5 separate regions of the Mus musculus genome follow, and all the other regions are linked to region 3. The links are chromatin loops, found by intact Hi-C in ENCODE. Cell type or tissue: heart. All regions are shown on one strand.

Evidence for each region. A loop is a pair of places that touch in the nucleus more often than their neighbours do. Peaks named below come from ENCODE experiments on the same cell type or tissue, not always from the same donor. Only the 100,000 strongest peaks of a DNase experiment are listed, where the experiment ranks them.
Region 1: it touches region 3 in a loop (6-fold over the local background); 3 of 42 quality-filtered maps call a loop at or near these places.
Region 2: it touches region 3 in a loop (2.2-fold over the local background); 4 of 42 quality-filtered maps call a loop at or near these places.
Region 4: it touches region 3 in a loop (2.3-fold over the local background); 3 of 42 quality-filtered maps call a loop at or near these places.
Region 5: it touches region 3 in a loop (4-fold over the local background); 5 of 42 quality-filtered maps call a loop at or near these places.

What each region holds. Positions count from the first base shown.
Region 1 is chr19:28,008,823-28,013,822 of GRCm38, forward strand. Rfx3 (regulatory factor X, 3 (influences HLA class II expression)) reads right to left here and starts at 2,344. Exons shown (of 17, transcript NM_011265.3): 1 at 2,150-2,344. In heart, no CTCF peak of the experiment used is centred here; DNase peaks (open chromatin) are centred at 2,759 and 3,209; H3K4me3 peaks cover 3,120 bases; H3K27ac peaks cover 2,920 bases.
Region 2 is chr19:26,715,910-26,720,909 of GRCm38, forward strand. Smarca2 (SWI/SNF related, matrix associated, actin dependent regulator of chromatin, subfamily a, member 2) reads left to right here. Exons shown (of 33, transcript NM_011416.2): 26 at 206-283; 27 at 4,820-5,000. Among named protein-coding and RNA genes, the nearest start is that of Gm20616, 95 kb to the left of the region's middle. In heart, a CTCF peak has its summit at 2,514 (motif pointing right); a DNase peak (open chromatin) is centred at 532.
Region 3 is chr19:26,604,097-26,609,096 of GRCm38, forward strand. Smarca2 (SWI/SNF related, matrix associated, actin dependent regulator of chromatin, subfamily a, member 2) reads left to right here and starts at 1,064. Exons shown (of 33, transcript NM_011416.2): 1 at 1,064-1,137. It overlaps Gm52395 (a long non-coding RNA gene), which reads right to left and starts at 2,414. Exons shown (of 7, transcript XR_003952911.1): 1 at 2,055-2,414; 2 at 1,153-1,953. In heart, a CTCF peak has its summit at 2,737 (motif pointing left); DNase peaks (open chromatin) are centred at 975, 2,805, 3,145, 3,285 and 2 weaker places; H3K4me3 peaks cover 4,509 bases; H3K27ac peaks cover 3,957 bases; H3K27me3 peaks cover 325 bases.
Region 4 is chr19:26,745,522-26,750,521 of GRCm38, forward strand. All of the region lies in intron 27 of Smarca2 (SWI/SNF related, matrix associated, actin dependent regulator of chromatin, subfamily a, member 2), which reads left to right. Among named protein-coding and RNA genes, the nearest start is that of Gm46648, 76 kb to the right of the region's middle. In heart, a CTCF peak has its summit at 2,530; a DNase peak (open chromatin) is centred at 2,440; H3K4me3 peaks cover 3,275 bases; H3K27ac peaks cover 3,556 bases.
Region 5 is chr19:27,427,304-27,432,303 of GRCm38, forward strand. Pum3 (pumilio RNA-binding family member 3) reads right to left here and starts at 2,605. Exons shown (of 18, transcript NM_177474.5): 1 at 2,489-2,605. It overlaps C030016D13Rik (RIKEN cDNA C030016D13 gene), which reads left to right and starts at 2,734. Exons shown (of 1, transcript NR_027987.1): 1 at 2,734-5,000. In heart, no CTCF peak of the experiment used is centred here; a DNase peak (open chromatin) is centred at 2,668; H3K4me3 peaks cover 2,698 bases; H3K27ac peaks cover 2,410 bases.

The DNA of each region.
Region 1 (5,000 bases), 1.4 Mb after region 3:
ATTAAGATCTAAAACTGTCCCAAGACAGCAAAACTCCTTTTAACTTCAGACCCAGGAGCTTTACCATCGAAAAGTGTTCAGGCGTTTGACACTCATCTGAACAAAAAAGAGGAAAAGAAGAAAAAGAAAAGAAAGATGAAAAGAAAAAAGAAAATGAGAAGAAAAGAAAAAATAAAAGTTAGTATTTGAAAATTGCAAAGACAGGTTGGGAATGGATGAATAAATATAAAGAATGCTGAGAGATCCAAACAGACTTCTTTCAGAATCAAATCTCAGCTTCATTTAAAATAACAATCACACGAAAATGAATTGAAAAGTAAGGTTTTTCCCAATCCCCCAACTCTTACTTGTTTTACAAAATATTAGCCTTAATGGCATTATAATTACCCAACCTCTCCATTGACAATCTCAAGAATAATTAATACTGTCACATTATTCACAGGCTGCTCTGTCAGTTAAATCAATAAATGTTTGCTGTTGGAAAGATTATTTAAATAAGCACTTTAAAATATGAATTGGAAATTTCAATGTGCCACTATAATAGTACAATCTATTTGTTTTAGCTCACAATCATCATCAATTTTTTTCTGATAACCTATTAATTGTTATGCTGAAAATGAGCAAATTAAGGATCTGCAAAGCCAGGTTCTAATCAAGACGATACTACTTCATAACTGGTAAGTATTCAGATCTACAAGGGCAACTATTTCCTCTAAAGAAACACTTTAAAAGGAAGTTTTTTTTTTCTTCTGAACAGGTTTAAATCATTGTCCAAAGAAAACCAAAAAGTCAACAAAAAAGAATATGTTAAGTACACACATGCCTAGATCTTAACAGCCACAAAGAAAGTGAAATATACACACGTTTCAAGTTGAGAAGCTTCATACATTCTTTATGAACAACTTGACTTCAATTTCAACTCTCCAAGGGAAAGGAATAGAGATGAAGATGGGAGAAGGAAAAAAAAAAAAAAAAAAACTCTCAAAGTACCATAACTGTCACAAATAGCGTTGTGAACTGAGTTCTCACAAAGCTTCCTTATATCCTTTTCCTGTTCATCACAGACAAAGTCTAAACCACAATGAAAATTGTTAACACTCTCCTGTGGGGAGGGAGGTGCATCAAAGTGAAACAGAACCTCAGGACTACCCCTCCCATCTCCACATGAAGGATAAAGCGCTGTCAGTAGCCACTAACCAAAGTAGCACAGATGCCCTGCATCCGGTTTAAATCACAAGCACACACACACACACACACACACACACACACAAACCCGAAAAGGGGAGGGGGGAGAGAGAGAGAGGAGAGGGAGAGGAGACAGAGGAGAGACAAGAGAGGAAAGAGGAGAGAAGAGAAACAGAGAAACAGACTTAAAAAAAAAATCTCTCAAGAGCAGCAGAGGCCCCCTAGTTTCAATGTGTGTGCAAATGGGGGGAAGGGGGGAGAAGACTGCTGAATGGATATTAAGACTGTTTGCAGCACAAAGAAAAATACAGTTTTAAAAGAAAAAAAAAAAAAAAGAATCCCGTGAGGCCAGTGATGGTCAAATAAGTGCAGTCCGTTCAGCAGCAGGCACAGAGGGGCCGAAACGAAGGGAGCGGGCTTCGGGAAAAGTTCACCGAGGTACCAGGATAAAAATAACAAAACCCCCAACAAGGCCCCGCAAGTGAACAACAACCACCACAGCGCAGCACCTTTTGGGGACCCCCCCTGCTCACTGCTGTCTATTTCGATTTGGAAAGCAGCAGCCACCAGGCAGCTTTGCAAAGCAGCGAATTAAAGAAAGAGAGAGGGAGAAAGCGAGCCCCTTCTCTCCACCTGCCCCTCCTCCTGGGCGCCCGCGGACCTGGGGGGGACGCTCCAACACCCGCGACGGACAGCGGCGGCTTCCTAGCCCGCTCGCCCCGCAGCCCCGGCTCCCGCTCCATCCCCGAGCGCCGAGGCCGGGCGGGCAGGCGCGCGGCGCCCACACCCCCGAGCCCGCCGCGCGCGGGTCCATTGTAAACAAGCCCCCGGGACCGAGCCCCTCAAGCGGCCGCAGCCGGTGTCAGGAGGGAGACCCCGCACAGCCACGCTCGCTCGCACACACGAACACACGCACGGACACACACGCTCCCACACACATGTAGAGAGACCGAAGAATATTCACCTTGGCTGTGGATTATTGTGGTGTTGTTGGTGGGTGATGGAGATGGTGGTGGTGGGGAGGAGGAGGAGGAGGAAGAGGAGGAGGAGGAGGAGAGGAGTAGTTGTTGTTGATGGGTAACAGTCGCCAGGACTACGGTGACTATGGCGCTTGATTCACAAGGCAACGGTTGCTATAACTCACAAAAGAGAGAGAGAGGGAGAGAGAGAGGGAGCGAGGGAGAGGGAGACACTCGCGCGGGGAGGGGCGGGGGGGAGGGAGGAGGGGAGAGGGCGGGCCCGAGAGCGCCGGAAGAAGCGGCTTCGGCGCCGTGACTGACAGCTCGGAGCCCGGGCGGGGGGCTGCGGTCGGGATTCCGACGTCGGTTTTTCCCCCGAGGTGCGCTTTAAGACTTGGCGGGCCCGGGGTCAGGGCGAGTCTGCCTGGAGGAACGGGACGGAGGACGCCGGGGAAAGCTGAGGGTCTGGAGGCGAGGGCTACTTTCCGTCAAAGGAGCCCCGCCTGCCTCTGCCGCCAGCTCTGTGCCCAGCCGCCCCGCAGCCGCGAGAGGAAAAGCGCGAAGCCAGGGGAGGGGGAGTGACGACGGAGCCAACACTGTGTGAGACGCGCGCTACCGCGGAGGCAGACCCCACTTTGAAGAGCGGGCTCCACCCCGGGGCGTACGTCATTTCCTGGGCGGCCCCAGCTAATATCCCGGATGTGCTGCGCTCCTCCCCTCTCTCTCCTCTCTTCCCCCCGCCCCGCTCAGGTTTTTTTTTTTTTTTTTTTTTTTTCTCCCCTCCCTCTCCGTGGTCGCCAGTGTGGTGTTTCCCGGTCGGTCGTTTATGCCTCGCGGGTGATCCCTTTCCCAGACTCTCTGCGGCCGGCGCGGGCCTCCAGGGTCTCGGCTTTGCCCTCCCCTCCATCGAATTCCGCTTTCTCGCGCCTCCCGAGGCCGCGGGGTCCTGAGGAGCGCGGGCGGCGGGGTGTGAGCGGTGCTCCCGCCGCCATCTTAGGGAGCGAGAGCCTGGGCGCGCGAACGGTGACCCATCTCGCTCGGCGCGGCCGCTACCTCCCTGCGGAACCGAGACGCCAAGTTAGCACCCTGCAGGACCGGGAGGAAGTGCCAAGGGGAAGGGAATTCGAGCTTTCCGAGGATGAGGGTCCCTACAGGGGTGGGTTAGACCTTTCAGAGTAGCCCTCGGTAGGTCCTTAAGGGGCTCTACCCTTTCAGAGTTGACGGGATGGATCCCAGCTAGACCAATCGCCCTATTAGCTGGCATCGGTTTCTTAACAGCCTGGGGGTAGCTTGTTCTTGAGCTGTGTTGGACACGGGAACGGCTTCTGTCCATGGAGAACATTATTAGCACACAACCTGGCACCTCAAACTCGAGTTGATAAGGCACAGCTTCTGAAACCTCATGGTTCAAGCATATTCGTCCAATTCTCCTCATACTGGAGTCCAGCAGGCACGTGCCCCCAGGCCCGCCAATACCCAAAATCTCCCAACATTTGCAGCTAAGCAGCTTATCCAAGACAATAACATACTGGAAGTAGAGCCTTAAGAAGTCAGTTCTCCTCTTGAGGCTTAATTTTTGCACCGGCACATGAGGGATTTGGGCCAGCATGAGTTCCCTGTTAAAATAAGGCTGAGCTCTCTTTCTGTGCCCCAGACCTTGTGCTAAGTGTTTTACATACATTATCTCATTTAATCCTGACACCTGTTCTATTGGATACATAATATTCTCATTTTAGGGAAAACAAGCCGTCATTTTATCTTGCCTCTCTGTGCCATGAAATGCTAGGTAAAAGACATTTTAGAAACCAACTATTAGAACAATAGATTTAGCAGTAATACTGTAAGCTTTGATAATTTCATAGTTATAATGAGTTCTATTCTTGGTTATAAGTTATAATATAGTAGTTAATAAGAGAAAGAGAAAAAAAAAAAAAAAAAAACAAGCCAAGGACTAAAGTTAAAACAGGTCGTGGTGATAGCCAAAAATGACACCGTGGTACCCAACAGCAGTTAAAACTCTTCACGATTGGAATAGTCCTTTTGCAACGTTTACAGATCAAGTCCTCAGGAAAACGTTTGGGACTGCTGACTGGCACCTCAAGGCTCTGAAGAGCTTTGCTGGCGCAGCCCTATTGTCTGTTAGGTTCCCCATCTCCCCACTGTCAGCTGTTGCTCCTTACCGCTGTCAGTGAGCACCATTCTATTATTCCCCCCACCCTTTTAATTTACTGCTTTTAATCTGCACGAAAGGAAACCACATAATGAAGCTTGGGCAAAACTGTCTCAAGGGTATAAATAGATACTTTGAGGCAGTGTCCTTTAGGAAGAGTGTGACCTTTGCGCTTAGAACATTGTAACGTCAGTTTCAAGCAATTTAGAGACTTCTTTATTCCTAGCTTCTGGTACCATCTTTTTATACTCTCAGGATGCATACTTTTATTTGCATGAATTCTTACTAAGTCAGGATATTCTCCCTTTTATGACAATTGGAGGTATGTCTTTTAGTTCTAGTAAGGTTAATATATAAATTTCAGTGTTGCCATTATACTAATTCAAAACACCAAGCTACAATGCAAGCAATAGAATGCAAAGCATGATAGATTATATATGCATACATATATCAAATCCTTTTGCTACTCAGTAGTTCTGACAGGAACTCTTTTCAGCTCATTTTTACAGCTGTGTGGTTGTATCTTCATATGTATCATACAGGTAGATCAGAAATAACTTTTTAGGGAGCCTTAGGAAACACGCAGCATGGTCTTAACAGCTATTGCTTTTTACAATGAAAAATATAATCGTCATTCAAAAAGGTATTTTACATTCCTTGACAATGCAATAAATTGTCAATGCAAC
Region 2 (5,000 bases), 110 kb after region 3:
AGAGAGCAGATTTCCCGCCCTAGACAGATTTCCTGCTGGAAAGACGGTCTGAAAAGCTCAACCTCTCAAAATACCAACGGCAGGTACTAAGCTGAGAGACCCTTCCTCCCCTTTCTGTCCTGAGAAGTAGGGCAGAACATCCCCCCACAAACTATCCAGTCTCTGTTCTTAAAGCCTCTTCTGATCATTCTGTTGCTGAATCCAGGAAGAAGATGAGGTACCAGACGACGAGACCCTGAACCAGATGATTGCTCGCCGGGAGGAAGAATTTGATCTTTTTATGGTAATGTTGCAGGAATTATGGGAAAGGACTATCTCTCCCCACCCCTCCCCACCTCCCCTTTTTGTTATCCAGACTGCCCGCCCCGCAGCCTGCATACTGGGCAGAACCTAGGCCCTGAAGTCTGTGCGTTGCTTTTGGTTCAGAGTCTGCAAACTGGCTGGCTTTAGCCGGCAGACATATTGTGTTTGGCCCACATAGCAGTTCTTGAAATTTTGCATTTGTTGCCAGCATGAAAAGAATCTCGATTTCTGGCTTCCTTTGGAAAGTGAGATGGGGCGGTGTTTGGCCCACAGCTCGGTTTGGAGGCAGTTGGCCAGAGCTGAGTCGCAGCTTCACCCTTCACACAGGGTATGCGGTCCCTAGTTCACCAGGGACCCAGTCCTCATCCCAGGCCAGAGTCACACTGGGCAGCTGTCCATTCTGCTTGCATTCAGTTTGCAGCTGTGGCTTAGCCAGCTTCTTCCTGAATAGGAGCAGGTGAACAGCAACAGCCTGTGAAGTTGTTGCAGGGAAGACACTTAAGGGAATAGAACCTTTGCCTGCGTGCATAGGAAGATACGGCCGTGATCCAAAGAGCAGAACCTGCTCTATGTTAGAGGAGCTCGGTGTTTTAGAATGTGTTGCCTGTGGCTTTAACCTTGAGGTTCCATGAAGCGTAGCATCACCTATAAGTTTCCTGAAACCTCAGTTTGACTTACATGTGAGATGCACTACATTCCACAGTGGTTGGGGAACAGGCCCAATCTGTGGGGGAGGCTGCTCAGCGGCTGCAGAATGGTGGCTACTGCCTTCTTCGGGCTTTTACACTCTCATCTTAAATGACTAGAACAGTCCCGGGCACGTAGTGCTTATGTGCAATAGATTACCGAATGAGGGTGGTGATGGTTGTGGTTTCAGGGTTTGTCCAGATGACAAGACAGATCCAGATGAATAAGGGGTAAGGCTTCCTCCAAAGCATTCAGCCATTCTGACTTTCGTGTCAGGCATTTAGCGTGACCGTGAGGGACGGGATATGTATGCACTATGGCTGGGGTGTAGTAGCACTGAAGAACCCTGATCACAGGCACCTGTTAGAAAGCCATGGGGTCCTGGAACCCCCCCACCCTTGTGTAAGCAAAGCACCTGGAAAGGAGAGGCATAGTAAAGATGTGGTTGCCGGTGCTGGGGCTGCAAGGTGGAGATGTGAGACCCTTTTAAGCAGAAATTACAACTTTTGAAGAGATGCTAGGAATCGACCCTTTTTGGCGAACTCTCAGCATTAAGGTTTGCAACTACATTCAGGACCTTTATTAATATTATTCCATAACACTGCAGGCCAAAGAGAACACAGCTAAGCCAAATATGACCCGATGGGTTTGTAATCTCTGCCTTTTAAGCTTAGGGAGGGTGAGAGAATAGAACCAAGGCTGTGTGGACGCTTATGTCATTTTCATGGGGGGAGGGGGATTATTTGCTTGTGGCCTTTGTCTAGAGAACGCAGATTATGCCCACACATAATGATTCACAATGAAAGACCATTACCTCTTTCCCAGGCAGAAAAGCAGGCAGCCATAGCAGTGGCTCCCAGCTTTAGGAAATGTATTACTTTGCTACCCAGGTGAGGCCATTTTAGGGAGACAGGGCATTAATGTGGGTTCTGCATTAATGTGGGGTTCTGCTGTTACTCCCTACAATTATAGATTAGACTTTTAAATAGGGGGGTTGGGGATACACATCAGAAAGCAACATCTATCTTTGAGGCACTTACCAAGGGGTAGGAGACTAGGGAACCCTGAGGCAGAAAGGCTTTCCTGGCCTTTCCTGGCACTCACTCAACACTACAATGGCCTCAGATACTCCCAAATTAGGTTACACTCAGAAATCGGCCTTCCCTGGCAGCGCCCTGAAATCGGGGAGAAATTTAGTGCTGCTCCATTCTTCTTTGAGGCTGAGCTTTTGTAGGATTTGAAAAATCTCAGACAAACCTGGAAATTTTGTTCAAGGTCCCGTCTCCCTTTAACTAGGTCTACGACCCTAGAACAGGCTTGTCACAGCCCAGACTGACTCAGGAATGAATTGACATAGCCCAGACTGGTGCAGGAATGAATGTACTTGTGTAAGAACCTGAAGTTTGTGAGTTCTCAGGCCTGTTTCTTACGTGTTAGCATCTGTTAGGGAGACTGAACCAGCTCTGCTGTTTTCTGTTGGGTTTAATTTGTATACCTTTGGCCACTGGGCTGTTCATTAGCACTTCCACCAGGGGGCAGGAAAATGAATTTGAATCCATGCCAGCTACTGTGATTAAAGAGTTTAGCGGCAAGCAAGAATGGAATGCGAGCTGCCTAGGCGCTCTGGATCGCATGTATCAAAAGTCTTCGTCCATTACTCAGAATTAGTCCTGTGCCTCACAGTAATAGAGACTTATTACTTCAATGTATAGATACTGTAAACAAATAGCTCCTTTAAAATAATAATCTTTCTTTTAAACAGTGCCATTGCCTTCCCCTTCTAAAACCAAGACATCAAATAATTAATTCACCGTCAATACTGATAACCTGTGGGTTTTACCTAAAAGGTTTATTTGATAGCAACATGCTTCAGATATTTATCTTGGACCAATATATAAATAATGGGCTTTTAGAGGCCATATTTGCTGTGAAGGTGAAAAATAGTAATAAATGTTATGATTTATACTAAGGCCTTAAGATGGATACATCCAGGTAGTAATTAAATAGAAAAGTTAGTCTTTTTTGTCCAAAGCTAGTTTAAGATGTTATAGAGAAGTATTGGGTAAGTAGGATCTCTAAGATCACTAGGACTTGTAGCTTATCATATTTAATTGAATCTACCCTTTTTAAAAAAATTATATGTATATGGGTTATTGTTATTAAAATTAAAGAAAATACTTATTCTATGGTTGTCCTACTCTCCAGTTACAAAACAACCTACTGTGGTCATTTTGCAAACTCTGATCTAGGAATCCGGAATTTGGTCTAGCTTAGAGCTTGAAGTAGCAACAGGCTGTCACAGAGTAGGTCTCGGGGAGATTGCTTTCCTACTAGTTATCTGCTAGCTATTAAGAGGTTGCCTCATGCAACCTCTGTCTAGGTCCTGCCTTAAAGAAGCACCCTCTTGCTCATTGCCAAGCCTCCATGGGTAGATCCTGTTTCTGAGCCACGCATTAGATGGCTGGATTAAGCCAAGCATCACAAGCTAAGTATAGCACATGGGAGAGCAGGGTGGCCACATTTATCTACCAATAGGATGCTACCGAGCTCCAGGCTTACCCTGTCGTACAGACGGAGTGATTTCCAGAAGTGTTGAAGCATAGTTTCAGGAGCCTCGACGCCTAATTTCTAAGTCACATTTGGGTTCAAGAAGCAAATATTTCCTTCACATTTTATCAGTTTTAGCTTTTAAGGGAAAGAAATCATTTTATTGAATATGTGTTTTGGTACTGTAGAATCAGAAGAGGAGGGAGAAGGTAAATGATGAATAATTAATGACTTATTTCTCCTTGGGGATGATCCGGGTATATGCATCTAGTATATACAGAGGGTAAACAATGCTTTTGGTCTGTTCTTTTACACGGTTCAGATTGTTTGGCTACACTTAAAGCCACGCGCACAGGGCACATCATTTACTTAGAACCAGATAGGATTTCTAGAACAAAAAGCGAGAGAGGCACAGGCTCCCGAGGCCCATGAAGGGGAGACATTTCACGTGTGTCTTGTGGAGTTGAGAAGATCCTGACTTTGTGGTCCGTTGTGTTATAATAATCTCCTAAGAGCTGACCTTTTAGGAAGTGAAGTGCGGAGGAGTATGGTCCTCTGCTCCCCCCACCTAGGTACCGAGAAGCCGATGCATTGGCAACAGCTGGACCAGGGTAACCCTCCGTGTCCCCTCCACATGTGACTGTGGTTGGTACCTGAGTCACTAAAAACCTCCCCTGAAATGTTTCTCTCTGTTCCATTAAAATTGCAAATCCTCTTCATAAAGGTTAATAATCCTTAGTAGAATTTTTATATGTGCTCAAAGAATTCACTTGTTTGGGGGAAGCAATGAATTATATAGGTAGGGCTCACCCTTAAATATTTTCCCACTTACTCATTTTGCATGTGGCATGTACATACCACAGCACGTGTGTGGAGGTCAGAGTGCAACTTGCTGGCTCTTTCCTTGCATCCTGTAGGTCCCAGGACCAAGCTTGGGTTATCAGGCTTGCCAGCAGGCACCTCTATTCACTTACTGACCCAGGGCTCACATCTTTAAAATGCAGTCTCCTTTTGAATTTTACACACACATTTGGGCTAAGAAGAAGAGCCCTTAAAGAAGGTATTTGTATTTTTTTTTCCTTTTTGCAAAGGTAAATTCAAATGATGGGTATAGAGGCAGAATCATTCATGTAGACCCGGTGCTTAAGGATGAATTAGAACAAGCTGACTAGAGTAGGAGACTGAAAGGGATATTTTGGCAGTAGAAGACAACTTCTGGGGATTATAAGTTCTGCCATACAGAATCCTCCTCCCTTGGTGACACTGTTGTCCCTGTTTCCAGCGCATGGACATGGACCGGCGGAGGGAGGATGCCCGGAACCCGAAGCGCAAACCCCGCTTGATGGAGGAAGATGAGCTGCCCTCCTGGATTATCAAGGATGACGCCGAAGTGGAAAGGCTCACCTGTGAAGAAGAGGAGGAGAAGATATTTGGGAGGGGCTCTCGCCAGCGCCGGGATGTGG
Region 3 (5,000 bases):
AGAGATTGAGATTTATTTCCCTTTTTAAATCAAAAGCAGATCCCATGGTTCAGCTGCCCCCTGACTCTCCCGCCCTACCCTCGCGGGTCGTTCTCTCCTCCCACATTTTTATGTATATTTTATTCGAAGACGACAGGTGAGGGGAGGTGAAAGTGCTTCGTGCCTTTCCGAAGTAAACAGAGGGGTTAGGAGGGTTTATCTGGGTTTATTTATTTACTAGGCGGCCGGCCTCTCAGCTGTTTCTCTTCTCTGGCATTTGGAAGCTTGCAGTCCTTTAGGGATGAGACAGATTTGGCAAGCTCGCTCTTTGTGCCGCCTCCCTTTTCACTGGGGGCTGGGGATGGGTGGGAAGAACGCAAATTTATGACAGCCTTGAGAGAAACGGGGAGGAGGCGGGGGTCGAAAAAGTTTCAGCTCGTATGATAATGCCCATTCCCTCCCACCCCCGCGGCCAACACTGCCACAAACAGCTTTGGTGCCACCCGGAGCCCTGCCCCCGCCGTCCCCTCCCTTTCTCTCTGCAGGCTCGAGCTGGCAGGCGCAGGCACACTTAAATTCCAGCACGGTCTCCACATTCCCCAGAACTACTACGCTCGATTACTACGGCTGCCCTCCCCTTCGCTTCGGGGGGTTCCCCCAGTCTCCTCGGAGAAGCTCGGAAGGCTACTGCCAGCTAAAGGATGTGCGGCTCCCGAGTCCAGCAGGGCTGCGGGCTGGTTGCTTGTCCTGCGCAGTTTCTCTGCTCCAGGCACAAACACGGCGGAGAGCCGGCGCCTCGCAGACACACACAGATCCACGCATACAGTAGAGCTGTCTAGATCCACATTCTTGCACACCGCCCCCTGCTCCCCCCGCGCGCTCCCGGAGTCGCTGAGCAGGGCGAGTGACAGGAGCGTCCCACCAACCCGCGCCGGGCCGGGCAGGGAGGAGCGGCTCGCGGGGCCAACTGCGGCGCGTCTTCCGGCGCCCGTGGAGGCGGCGAGGGTGGGACGCGGGGCGGAGCCCGAGTTTAGGAAGAGGAGGGGACGGCTGTCATCAATGAAGTCATATTCATAATCTAGTCCTCGCTCCCTCTGTTTCTGTACTCTGGGTGACTCAGAGAGGGAAGATTCAGCCAGCACACTGCTCGCGAGCAAGGTAAATATAACTTACAACTCCTTTCTCTTCTCTCCACGGCTCCGGCCTTACAGCAGCCGCAGCGGCCGCCGAACCCCTTGGGCACCGCGCCGCCTTCGCCCCGGATTATGCATCCTTATCCTAATCATTATTTATTGTGCATGCTGGAAGACCAAAACAAACAGGCGGGCCAACCGCTACAACAACAAAAAAGCCCGCCTCTTCCCCGCGGGCCTCAGGTGGAATGCTCTAACCACAGCTCCCGGGTGGCGATAAAAGAAACAAAGTTTCAACCGAACCTCGCCGTTCTAATAATAACAGTAATAATTACTACTTCGAGGGGGCAAGGAGAAGAAATCCCAACATGTCACAGCCTTGACCCTGGGCAGGTTGACAGTGATGCGCTGCCAACTCAGGGTTGCAACACACTCTCCGCCAGGTTGCATCCCCCCCCCCCTCCTATCCCCTAAAAAGCAGAGGTGGGGAGGGCTAGTGGCAAGAGGAGAGGGGGATTTGGGAACTCCGGGCCGGGGGGCGGAGGGGTTGGGAGGCGGGGGACTGGAAACGCGACAGTTCACCCCGAGCCATCCTCCCCGTTAGAGTTGGAAGGGAACAGGAAAGGAGGGAAGGAGGGTGAGGAGCCCGGGCTGGCGGCAGGGCGCCAACCAACACGGCTGCTATTCGCCTCCCGGGGACTTGTTTAAAGGGCTCCGGCTGCGGGGACGAGAGCAGATCTTGGCGGTAGTAGTCTGGGATGGCGCACTGAGCGGGCGGCGGCCACTACCACAGGGTTGGTGCCTTGGGGCTCCGAGGTGTCACCTCCACTCCCGGGGTTCCCTAGGGCAGGGAAGGGAATGTTGATTGGTGACAGGCCTTTAGGTGAAAGGGTTGGCCCCGGGGGCTATGGCCGTGGCGCCGCGGACCCTCTTGTCTGGTACCTAGAGGCAGCGCGGGCTAGGATGTTGAAGTTCGGGGTGTCCAGCCCGGGTCTCATTACAGAGGGTGGAAGGAAGCCCCAAGGAAAGAGGTCCGAGGTGTCCACTAGGCTCTGTTAGCCTCCCCTCCCCTCTCTGGGTTTGTTTTCTTTTGCTTGGTGTCTTTCCTTGGCAAGCGCCGAGGAAGCTGCAGACGCGGGGCGCCTGGGATGGTCTGAGTGTCAGGGGCGCACAGGGACCCGGGAGAGCCACGGCGGCTGAGGGCTGGGGAGGCCATGATCCGGATAATCCTCTCTGCCTGACTGTCACAACAGGACCCGCACGCACCCGGGCAGCGGCCGCGGCGTTCGCCCGGGAAGGGGAAGGGCTGCAGTGGGGAGGAAACAGGGGGTGGCGAAGGAGGGAGGCGGGGAGAGCCGGTGGGAGCCTCCTCCTAGCGATGACACTCACCCCTTCCTTCTTGCTCCCTGCTTTCGAGTTTGCTTTATTCCCATCCCAACATAGTTCACCCCTTCCCTTGCCTCCTCCTCCTCCCCCATCGCTGGGCTGCCTCCCCTCCCATTGGCGTTGCAAAACAGGGCCACGCCATCTGCATAGGTGTCGCGATGTACTTCCCCAAATCACCGGTCCAGCGCGCCAGCCCCTGGGCGCCCTCCAGCCACCAAGCGCACACCAGCACAGTGCCCCCCGGTGCCCCGCACCAGGCCGCGCAGCCTGGACGCAGTGACACCGCTCCGGGCGGGGCGCAGCGCTGAGGACTCTAGGGGACACCCGCGCTCCGGCCCGGGCGCTCACGCTGGTTTCCGGTACCTGCAGGAGATCGCCGGGTGCGGGTGTCTGCATTCACCCCTGCGGCCTGGATTACATTATTATTTTTTTATACCGGTTGCTATTCGCTGCGGATAGTGGTGAGCGCCGGGCTGGTAGGGCTGCCTGGGGGATGGGGGCGGAGGGAAGTTGGACACCAATCAACCCGGAAAAAAAAAGTTTGGCAGTGCTGCAAGTCGGATGGAGGGGCTGGAGGGGGCGGCGGGCTGGCGTGAGTGTGCAGTGCGCTAGGGACCAGTGAGTGGCGAGCTGCGCGGGCTGCGTCTCTAGCCGGAGCACTCCCGGGAGCCGGACGCAGAGCCGGCTGGGTCTGGCGGCGGGAGGCGGTGGCGGTGCGTGCGGCGGCGAGGGCGAGTGCGTGGCGCGCGCGAGCGGCGGAGAATCAGGAAGTCACCGCGGCGAAGCGCACAGACGTGTTTGATCGCCGTGACATGACGCGCGCGAGGGAGGAAGAGGAGGTGGCGGGGGCCGGGCCGCGGGCGCCGGCCTAAGCCGCGCTGTGCACACCGCTCCCTCGCAGCCCCGGGCGGCGCCAGCTCGAGAGCCCTGGCCGTTCAGCGTCGCCCAGGTAAGGAGCCGGCTCCTCCCGCTGTCGCCGCCGCCGCCCGCTGAGCTTTCTAGGTCTTTCTCTGCCGACCCCCCTCCCATCTTTGGCTCGCCTTCCGTGCAAAGTCAGGCAGGCAATCGATTGCAGGGAAAACTTTCCAGCGGGAGGCACTGCGCGGGGGAGATGGAGGCCTCGCGGGTGGCTGGCGTGGTCAGTTCTTTCTGCTCCAGGTCCGGAGAGAGTGAGTCGCTGTGCCCTGCGGCTGTTGCACGTTCAAACTTCGGGCCTAAATGTGCTTCCAACTCTCGCAGGATTTACTCCACGAAGAAAATAAACACCCCAAGCGGTCCACTCTCTCGCGGGGGCCCTTGGGGGTGTTTAAAGCGAAGGAGGATGGTGTAGGAGGGGAGAGAGCGAGGGCGTAGTGCAGAATCATTCCTCATTCAGTGTCTGCACCGGGTGTTATGTAATTTTAGTGGCACATGGGTGCGAAGCCCACACTGGGCTTCTCCCTCCTTTGTTTATATAACTTTTGGGGAGTTTTGCCAGGCTGTCTCCATTATCCCCTCCTCCCCGGTGCAGTGGAGGTTGGTACTTTTGAAAACAGCAGAGTGACCGGAGTTAGCACTGTTTTATAGAGGTGTCATCATTGTGTCCTTTTTAGTCATCTCGTTGACACAGATTCCTTTGTATGTTTAACAATGGAACATAAGGAAGACGTTAAGTACTCACGTTTGTTCTTTGTGCCTTGTGGTGCTGTTTGAAGTTTCAGTTAATCTTCAGACTTCTTTTCACCTGGCTTGCTTGCCTTGCTGGTGGGAACACCTAAGATGGTTTGAGACTTTCTTCGGTTTGTATAGCACAAAAATCCTCTCCACCACTCAGAAAACAGTGAGAACTCGTCCAGTATAAAATGCCATGGTCGGTGTTATGTGTGCATATACTCACAAACGCACAGTCTAGTGTTTCCAGCAAGGTTTTCCTCCAATTTGTGACTTTACCTGAAGCTGCTCCCTCCCCGGGGACTTGTCAGGCTTCGGGATGAAGTCTAAGTACACACAGTTGAAGGGTTAGGAGGCGTGACTGGGTTGTTTCTTAGGTGGCATTATTATGCAAATGAAGGCACACTTTTTTCTTTTCAGAATCTAATTGCCCTTTTATTCCTCCCGGCTTGCTGACTGGCTTTTAAAATACTACATTTGGATAGTTGAGGAAGGGAGCCCAAAGTGGGGTTGGGGGACTAGGGACTAAGGACAAGAAGGTAATTGGGTTAAAGTGTGCCGTGAACTTGTGTGAAAATGCCATAAGGAAACGCATTGTCTTGTACAGTCAATATACTCTAGGATACGTTTTAAGAAAAAAGAAAACCTTAAGAATAAAATAGCAAAATGGTCCTTTCATCTCAAATGTTTACTACTGAAAAACTGGGAGATATAGAGACACCTGTTGTTAAGGTAGGTTGAGGGGGAAAATAATCCACAGGATAGAGGTAGAGATAGAGATAGCTATAGAGTGCTATCTAGGTTTTGTTGAGGCCTTTTAAAAGTGGGGCCATATTGGTAGAGAATGTTTTT
Region 4 (5,000 bases), 140 kb after region 3:
CGCGAATAGCTCTTAGAGGCTTGAAATAACTTTGCCTCTCCCTATACTAATTTTCCTGCTTTAAATTCCACATCGAAAGGATGTACTTAATATGCCTCAGCTCTGTTTGTTCCACCCCTTCCCCCCACCTACCCAGTCCCACCCGGCTCTTTAAATGGCTCCCTAGGCCACCAGAGCCAAGGAAGCACCTGGGTTCATTTTGCAAAACTTACTTTACCTGTAATGCGTTAAGCCAAGGTTGCTCGCTTCCCAACTAGGTCTATCTAGGCCAGCACTGTATGTTTACGTTCAGGGAGAATGGCAAGTGCACTTGACTCTCAAGAGAGCAAATACTTGAAATAAGTGAATGAAGGTGCGGTGGTACACACACGCCTTTAATCCCAGCATGTGGGAGACAGAGGCAGGCAGATCTATGTGAATTTGAGGCCAGCCTGGTCTACAAAGCAAGTCCAGGACAGGCAGGGCTGGTTACACTGAGAAACCCTGTCTCTCAGCTCTCAGCGCGGGGGGGGGGGGGGGGGGGAGGAGGAGGAGGAGGAAGAAAATAATAAGTGGATGGTTACATGTCTATATTCCCAGCATTTTGGAACCTGAGGCAGGAGGATTTCTAGTTCAAGATCAGCTTGTTCAAGACCAGCTTGGGCTACATGTCCAGACCCCATCTTCAAATGAAGTAAATGGGGGTCAGCCTATTGGGTGAATATATCAATATTTTGCTGTTCCATCATTTGGGTGGAGATCCTATCCCATGAGCTCCCCAGCCTTCAGATTAACCCGTCTCCTAACTATGGGAGGCATTTGTTAGCAAACAGACCATTTGAGAACAGGCATGTTCTCTATGTGGGTAACTTCTTACACCAGGGCATTTCCTTAGTAACAGTGGATGGGGGAACCTGTGAGGATTCCTGAGGGAGCTTGTAGTCATTGGGCAGGACAAGACTGAGCGTGCCACCTGTTGGAACCCTGAAAGGCAAACTGCCAAAAATGTCCTGGCGTTATATGCTCTGTGCCGAGCCAGTGGCCGCGTGTACGGACCTGCCGTATATGGACCTGCCGTTTTTGAGATTCTTCTCCTCATTTATAGAGGATTCAGGGTCTGGCTTTCTAAAGACGCTTGTTTTAGTAAGGATACATACAGAATATTTGGTTCTCATCACTTAAAGTGCACATATCGGTAAAATGAAGTACATTAAAAATCTTACGCAGCTGTCACATCAGAGCTCCTAGATCTGCAACCTAGTTGACCACTGAGCTCCTGTCCTGTGAGTGGCACCTTGCAGTTTTTGGTCACCCCCCACACCCCATGTTTGGAGGTTTTATGTACACCTTTCTTAATACTTTGCTTTTGGAGACTGTAATAATCGAAACTGTAGCCATTGTCCCAAGTCCTGGGTCTGGAGTTCTGCCCCTGCCCTCCCCACCCTGGGACTAAAGGGCCTGGCAGCAGTTTGCTGTTACTTTTTGAGATTGCTATTATAAGAGCACGCCTCACAGTGGAACTACAAACTCATAAGAATGCTGTGATTTGGTTGTTAGTGTTACTCTTCCGGTTTGGGGATCATGTCTGTGTTCTTGGTGTTTAGGGTCTCAGCGGAAGGAGACCTAGCCTTTTAGGACATTACCCTTTGGAGATGTGAGATTTCCCCCAGAAAGCACCAGGTTGTTTGTAGTTTTTATTCACATCCTTTCTTTAACACTTAGCCTGATGGACACACACACACATACACAGTCTCTCTGCCTGTGTATGTCTCTGTGTCTCTGAATGCCTTCCTCCCTCCTCCCCTCCCCCCTCCCCCGTCTCTCTCTCTCTCTGTCTCCCCCCACACACCTCCCAATTAGAGACCCTAAAGGAAAAGCCTCTCCCATCACCACCTAGAGGGAAAAGAAAGAAATCTGTCAGGGAAGACATACTACAAATACCAGGTGTACTATCAGAATATGCTTGGTTTGTTTGTTTTTCTTTTTCCTCTATTTACCATCTATAGTCTAGTGATCTCCAGAATTCCTGCTTTACGTGTTTCCTAGAGATGGTTTGGGCCATAGTGAGAGGGCCCTATCACACTGCCGGGTGCTTCAGCGAGGAGGCAAGGGTGGGAACAATGGGCAGAGTGGCTTTTTGTTCTCCCGCCGCTGTTTACCTATTCACAATCCTGAAGCTGCTCCGCTGTGATGGGGGATGTCACGTGTAACTCCACCCCCGCCCCCACATCCCCCACCCCCTGGCTGAGAAGGAGCATAATGCCGGCTTTCGAGACCTTCCCTCATTCAGTGAAAGATGTAGTTGGCGTGTGTCTGGATGACAGAGAGGCACGGTGGAAGCCAGCACGTGTGGCTGATTATCGGGGCTACCATGTGCTTTACAAGCTCCGGTGTCTGCTCCGGAGCTGGTCCCTGCATGGCCGCCTCCCGGCCGTCCTTGTCAGCACCGCTACTTTCTTAAGAATCATTGGAGAGCAAGCCTGTCCCTCCCTCGCCTGTGCGTGCACATCCTGTTTCGTGAAAACGTATTTTTCTTTTAAGCAAAATTGAAAGAAAGAAAGGAGAGCGAGAAAGGAAGAGGGTGGGGGGAAGAAGGTTGCCATCCAGTGGAGGAAGGAGTAATTTCTAGCTTCATTCAAGGAAGAAAAAAAAAAAAGCACACACACACACACACACACACACACACGCAGGCTGAAGTATGCTTAACTCTTTTAACTTGGCTGGGGCTTTTTAGCACCATATGGGTTCTTTCGTGACGTCCGGACCCGAAAGAGTGCAGTGTGCCTTTAAGGAAAGAGGTACCTCACCAAACTTCCCTGTAGTTGTGCCTCACCATTTAGGTAGGGAAGGAAAGTGTTAATTTCTTATTTGTACACTTTTTTTCCCCCCGACTTCCTTCCTATTCACTTCATTAAATCTAGAGGCGGTTCAGCATGGGAGCCGTCTGTATGTTGAATTAGGGCTCGCTCTCTTGCGCAACACGTCACCAGTCGGAAACTGGGGGTTTGCTTCTGTGATTTATTTCATTATTGTGCTGGTAAAAGGTTTGGAAGGGAATTCTTTCTGGGGGTAGTACTTTTAGCATTGTGTTGCAAGTTTTTTTTTTTGTTTTTGTTTTTGTTTGGTTTCTTTTCTTCTTCTTCTTCTTTTTTTTAATCTCCCCCCCCCCCCCAGCTAAGTTGTCCGTTGAGCTAGCTTAACAAATAATATTTTTAAATCAGAGAAGCCCCCATAATTTCCCTTACAAGCAAGAGAAATCTTAAGTCTAACTCTTGAAGTGCGAAAAGCATCGGGAAATATGGAGGGAATTGATTTCCATTAGAAAAAGCCCCTTAGAAACCACAGAACATGAAGCCCTGCATATAGATGTGTTCCCGGTCTTTGGGGAGGAGGGAAGATTTCGGTAGCTCTCTGCATTCCTGCATAAAAACCTTAACTTAAGGGGAATAATGGTCAGTACTTTGTGTGTTTTCCTGTAACTCCAGAACGTAAATTTAATAGGAATCTGCAGTATTAGCAGTTGTAATAAACATTTGTTTGACTAGTTCTGTTTGCAATTTAATTTGTTTTCCTTCTTAGGTACTCACAGGCGTAGAGATTTAAAAGTCCAAATATCACAAGCTTATGTTTTGTTCCCCGTTTTTTTTTTCAGAATGGGGGGGGGGGTAGAACAGAAATACTCTTTTCACAACCTCCCCCTCCTCACGGATCCCACTGAAAAGAAAAAAAAAAAAACAGTGAAAAATTTTGCAGTATGAAAACCGAAAGTGAAGTATCACAGTTATTTGAGATTTTTTTTTATAGAGAAAAAATAACACTGTATTAAAATACAGGAACCTGAGAACATACACATTGCTTTTACTTACATGCATCTGGGGGGGGGGGTGCGGGGGCGGGGGAGGGCGCGGGTGTTTTTCTTCTGTGTTAAAATCGTTTTAGACTGCTCCAAAACCATGCAGCATATCTTTTCAGGGGAAAAAAAAAAAGACTAAGATGAAGCATAAAATACAACAACAACAAAAAATCTTTGCTTTAATCTTTAAAAAATACATTTGAATATTCATTTGTTTTCTTATTGGCTTAATTGTTAAAAATGCAAGCAAGATTCAGCAACCACCTGAGCTAAAAATCTCTAATTCTGCTGCCTGGAATAATAAGGGGGGAACAATATGATAAGTAGTTGTCAATATTAAAACAGGCTGGAGGAGGAAGGCTTGGGGCCTGGTCGTAGGTAGAATGAAACAGCAGATTTGAGTATCCACAACCCTTCCAGTATTAAATTTTCAGTAAAATAAAATTACTTGTATATGAAAACATAGCCTTTCCCAGCTCTCTTTTTTTTCCTGATCAGCTGATGAAGAGACTAGCAGCTCGCTGCTTTGCCGGCTTGTTAATTTTATCCCCACTAACTGTGATTTCCGATAGCCGGCCTGCTGATAGTGGTAAGGTAAATATCCTTTTTCGTTGCCGTCTTGAAGATTCAGTAGAACTACATCCCAGGCATGTGTAGGTGTGTAACACATCAAAAGCCGCTGGTCTCCGTCTTTCTGTGTGCAACTGGGTGCTGGAGGAGAGGGCTGTACCATTAACTGTTGACAGGCTTGCGTGCTGTATTTATGATTAGCATGTTCAGCCTCCAAGATAATGCGGGACCATTTCTTTCTCTTATCTTTGCTTAGCTGCACTGTGTTTAGCTGTATAGTGGGTGTCCTGCTTTTAGGCGAATGAATATTAATGGAATAACGGGGAGCGTCTTCTTCTTCTTCTTTTTTTTTTCTTCCTTTCTCCTTTTTCTTCATAACTCATCAGGTCTCGCCTCTTTCATAGTGGTTTTCTGAACACTGTAGGATTGTGATGGAGATTGTCTTTTGATTATTAAGGCCTGGGCTCAAGCTGTCCCTTAGGGGCCTGTGTGTGTGCATGTTGCTTCTATGGATTGGCACATTGCAGAGTGCATTGGAAACAGTTTTTGTGGTTTTTTTTGTTTTTTTGTTTTTTGTTTTTTTTTAAAATCCCATTGG
Region 5 (5,000 bases), 820 kb after region 3:
GGAAAGTCAAAAAAGATCCCAGCCCAAGCACACCCTAGCTGGCTCAATACAGACCACTGTAAGAGTAAACACCACTGTCTGCAGCTTCTAACCTGGGAAGCCTTGGTGATGAGTAAGTGGATCTCTCGGCATCCACCTTACAAAGCAGGGACCAGAAATAGGCTACACTCAGCACATATTACAATTTAATGAAAACATGAAAACACACACACACACACACACACACAAGAAAGCTAAAAGAAAGGTTACTGGCCAACTCTTTTAGAGGTAACCAAATATCTGGCTGGCCTCTAAGTTACACAGAGCTATGTAATACTTTATTTCAAAGGATTTGTCTAACATGTCACCTGTTGGGTCCAGTGACCTTCACCTCCCACCAACTTACAAGCTCTGCAAGAAGCAGAACACATATGGACAAAAGGCAAGCATCTCCAGGCTCATGACTACAGTCCCCAAAGTTACATGCTCACCCATCTCTAAATGACCTCAAGAGTCACCTGTAGGAATTCCTAGACAATGTTTACAGATTAGAAACTTCCACAAGAATTAATTTCTTGTTGGCTATGTTAACACACAGTTGTAATCCTAGCACCTAGACTAAGGCAGAAGGATCACTGTTTGAGTTCAAGGCTACTCTGGGCAACATAAATTAGAGGCAAGTCTGGGCTACATCGTGAGATACTGTTTCAAAACTCAAAACAAAACAAGATGTTCCTTAGGACGCTGGAACATCTTGGGCAGGGGTCCATGTTATATTTGAGATTGAGAAACACTAAATCAAACAGCAATAGCCAGCAAGTAAAGATTTTCCAAATTCTCTAATTTGCTACTATGAACTATCCATTGCACAAGACTTCCTAAACCTAATAGAACCAAATTTGTCCAGGAAACACTCTGGAAAATGCAGTGGGTTTGATGCCCAGCAGTGTATACACAGGGTACAGATCTATAATTCCAGCACAGGACCTGCTCAGCTTCCTGCGGGGCATCTCTTTTTCACTTTTTCATTTTATTACCTGGTAAGACATCACATTCGCATTTGCATTTCTGCATGTAGGTTTCATGTACTACCACATGCTAAGCAATTGTGCCAATGGCCCTCACATGTAGCTGTCTAGAAAAACCTTATTTACATACTCTATTTTAAAACTATGCCTCTTACATTAGAGTTAAAACGATATAGAGCCTATAGATCTATTACCCAGCTTCCCCACTGACAACTTAATAAGACAGTGTAATGAAACTTATGAAAATAACACTAGTATAACACAGGGTTTATTTGGAAATCAATTTTCTCATTCCTGTCCTCTTCCTATTCCAAGATACAGTTAATGTAGCCACCTCATGTCCTTTTTTCCAGGTTATGTCCCCTTTGGGAGTTTAAGATTTTCATTATTAGACTGAGGTTATGCTTGGGCCAGGGGAAGGGGTGGCACATGACAGCAAAGAAGTGCTGCTCTCACAGTGACAAAGCTATGCGGCAGTCATGATGATGTTAACCCTGGTCACTTAAAGCACTGTTCACCAAGTTACTAAGCAATCAAATTAACGGCTAATCCAAGAGCAAGACAAGCAAATTAGGTATTCTAGACTGTGCAGCCTTGGGACCCTGAGATAACGTCCTACACAGACCTGAGTCCTCAACACTTCTTGATTATGTATATAACTGGCGTCTTATGCTTAATGTCTGAGACACAATCCTCTGCATTCCACTACAAATTACTATCTTTCTCTCCCTGTCTATTCCTGCTGTATTCAACGGGGACCATCTACTCCACTTCGCAGAGAGAAAACTGGAGCACGGCTCCTGATGTTCACTTCTTTGGTAGTCATCGTGTACCCAACAGTAAGTTATCCTGCAGTCTCCTTAAAGATACCTCTGTCTCTACTACCAACACTCAATGCAAATCATCAAAAATCTCCTTAAGAGAGTCAAGACCTACCATGAGCCTCCCGATCTTTTCTAATAATCCTTCATTATTTTATATGCCTAGGAACACAAAGCAAAATACTTCCCACTACACAAAAATAAAGAGACTCGACACCAAGGCTCCACAGTTCTACCTTCCTCTTTGTCCAGTCCGCGCCTTACTCCTGACTTCCACCTCCGGGACATCCCACTGCCTCTGTTTAAAATACTCTTGCCTCCCATCATGCTTGGCTTATGGATCGCTTCAGTTTTCCCTGCACTGCTCCTATGCACAACGTCTGACACGGGACGAGTGGGCTGACTGTGACTCGCACAGGCCGGAGTTTGACAGCGAAACTTGTTCCTTTAGCTCTACAATAATCAAGTTAACAGAGAGGGCTTAACCCCTGCCCTCGCCAGGGTTCCTCCAACTCCGGGCCAGAGAAGCGGCCAGGTAGACCGTCCCGGAGATGGAGCTGAAGACGCCGCTCGCCCACCACCCCGCAGAGCTCCCCGCTCCCGAGCGGCCGGCGGACACTCGCCCCACACTTCCCGCACCAAACTCTCCACAACACTCACCGCACACGTGGGGCAGAAACTCGCAGAGTTCCGCCACCACCCCCCGCCGCTTCCGCTTCCGCTTCCGCGTTCTGCCCCGCCCCGGATCCGCTGATTGTAGCGTTACGTCCTGGTACTGGGGTCAAGGGGTGGAGCTTAGGAAACACGAAATCCGTAGTTCCTGTTGGTCCATTTTCGCCACACCTCTCGTCTGAGAGGGCTGCATGAGTTTTGGCCCTCGAAGGGATCCGTCCCGTGGAAGACGAGTCCGTGGCTTGGGAAAGTGACGCTTGAGCCTGCAGATTTCTGGGAACGACGCGGGTTCTCGCGAGGGCCACCCAGGTCCTGAAGGAGTTAAAAGACAGCGAAGTCTGCAAGCTGGGTTAGCGTTGGGACAGCTCGCTCGTTAGTGTCTGTTTGCGTCGTTAGTCTAGCCTGGAGGGTAAAAGCTGTACCGGAGTCTCTTCTGTTGTAATCGTGTTTGCCAACACCCATGTCTCCCTTATTTCCCACCCTAGCTGCGAATCTCCGGATAAATTAGATCCCTCGGGAACCATAAGTGTAAAGAACGGAGCACAGTCAAATATTGTGAAAAGCTCTTTCCATAAATGTGTGTGTGGCGTTTTTAATGTAGGCCCGTTCTTGGGCATGCATTTTTTCCCCCACGGTTCCACTTTAGGATATATATTTAAGGTATTACTCCATTTTAGCGAGGAAGCAATAGAAACAAACTTGGTCTTGGGGGCTGCAGAGATGGCTAAGCTGTTTTCTGCTCTTGGAGAGGACTTGGGTTCATTTCCCAGCACCTACATGGCGGCAGTTCCAGGGGATCCCACGTCGCGCCAAACAACAGAACCTTACTGCCTAACTGTTCTGAAATGCAGATGTTAGTTGGTTGAGCAGGGGGCCCTTTTTGAAGCCCCAAGGAGTGAGTGGACGTCCCATGTATCTTCAGCATCTGGTGCTTCAGACGTTCCTTGGCTTATACCTGACTCCTGCCCCTGCCTTTCATTCTCTTCCGTCTTTGTTGTGAGAACACTTGTCAGTTTGTTAAGATAGCTTGCAAATAAGCTTAGAGACTATAATTCCCTGTGGACACTGTCTCTTGTGTCGCTGGTAACACATCTTTAAGTGTTACGGCTCTGTTAGGGGAAGGCTTCAGCTGCTGGGAAAGTTTCCCTGATGCAGGTGTTACAGCTTTGCTCTGGCTCATAGAAAATTTTCCCTGTGACAGTTCTGCTCCAAAAGGTATCCTGGCAGTCAGGAGCCAAGGAATACCACAAAGTCTTGCTGCACAACTAAGCTCAGGCAAGGGATTAATTTGGAGGGAAAAGCTAAGGAGGGTGGTTGCCCTGCTTGGAAGAGAAGCAACAGAGAACTGGGCAGAATTGGGGGATGGGGAAATATATCAGGATTCTGGGGTGGGGGGTTACTTTCCAGGGTGGTCTGGGATTTTATTTTACTTTTTTCTTGTACGGCGAGACCTGGGCTGGGAATGGCTATTACAGCCTTTAAAAGATGACCATTAGGGAAGTCAAGGGCACATGTGTGTGTGGGGGGGGGGGTCTGGCTATTTCCTGCCTTGAAGCACTAGAAAGGCAGTTACAGCTGTTTTAGCCTTTACACCCTTGCTAGAGCTCCTGAGGCCAAGACCTAGCCACTTTTGTGCCTTGAGGATTTACAACGGCTACTAAGTATACAAAATTTACAAAGGGAGGTCATGGCAGAAAAGCCTGTTGCTTGAGTTGGTGTAAATGGCCAGCAATACCTATTTGAAGAAAGTGGAAAATACCACAGTTGATCCTTTTTAGAAGTACCATGTGAAGGATGTATTATAACTTCCCCTCAATATTTAATATTATACAGTTACAAGAGGCTTATGAAAGCAAATTCCATAGATATTCCATGAAGGAACGGAGTTGCAGGGCTCTATTGTGACCAATCAAGGAAAGGTTATAAATATCCTGATAAAGTCTGGCTATATTATTTTGTTTCACTTTAATTTTAAAAAGATCTTCAGGTTTTGTTTGGTTGTTGTTGTTGTTGATGATGATGATGAAAAAAATAGACCCAAGTTGTACCTCTGTTGCTGGGTATGACTTAGAACACATATATTCTAAACTGATCAGAAAATAAAATTACAAAAACATATCAGACCCTCCAGTTAATCCAGATCTGCCTGTCAAGCATCTGGACAGGAAATGTTCTGGAAACCTTAACGAAATATAATAAACTTAAAAGCATGTTAAGATGGGAGCATGCTTGTCTCCTCAGTGAGCCATGCACTTATGAATATCCCCGAAGCTTCTCTCACAAGGCAGTCGCTTACAGATGCTCTCTGCTCTGAGACCCTGCTTTCGGAATTACAGCTGACTCCAACTCTTCCACCTCCCTTTTTATATCTCCCTGCTCTGGATAACAGCCCGATCCCAAACTGGATTGCCTTCACTCCCTGGACAGTTGTTTTCTCTGAAGATCCCTCCCCGACTGGCCATGCACTAGGCTACATGTTACTGATCCTGCCTACTTTCTT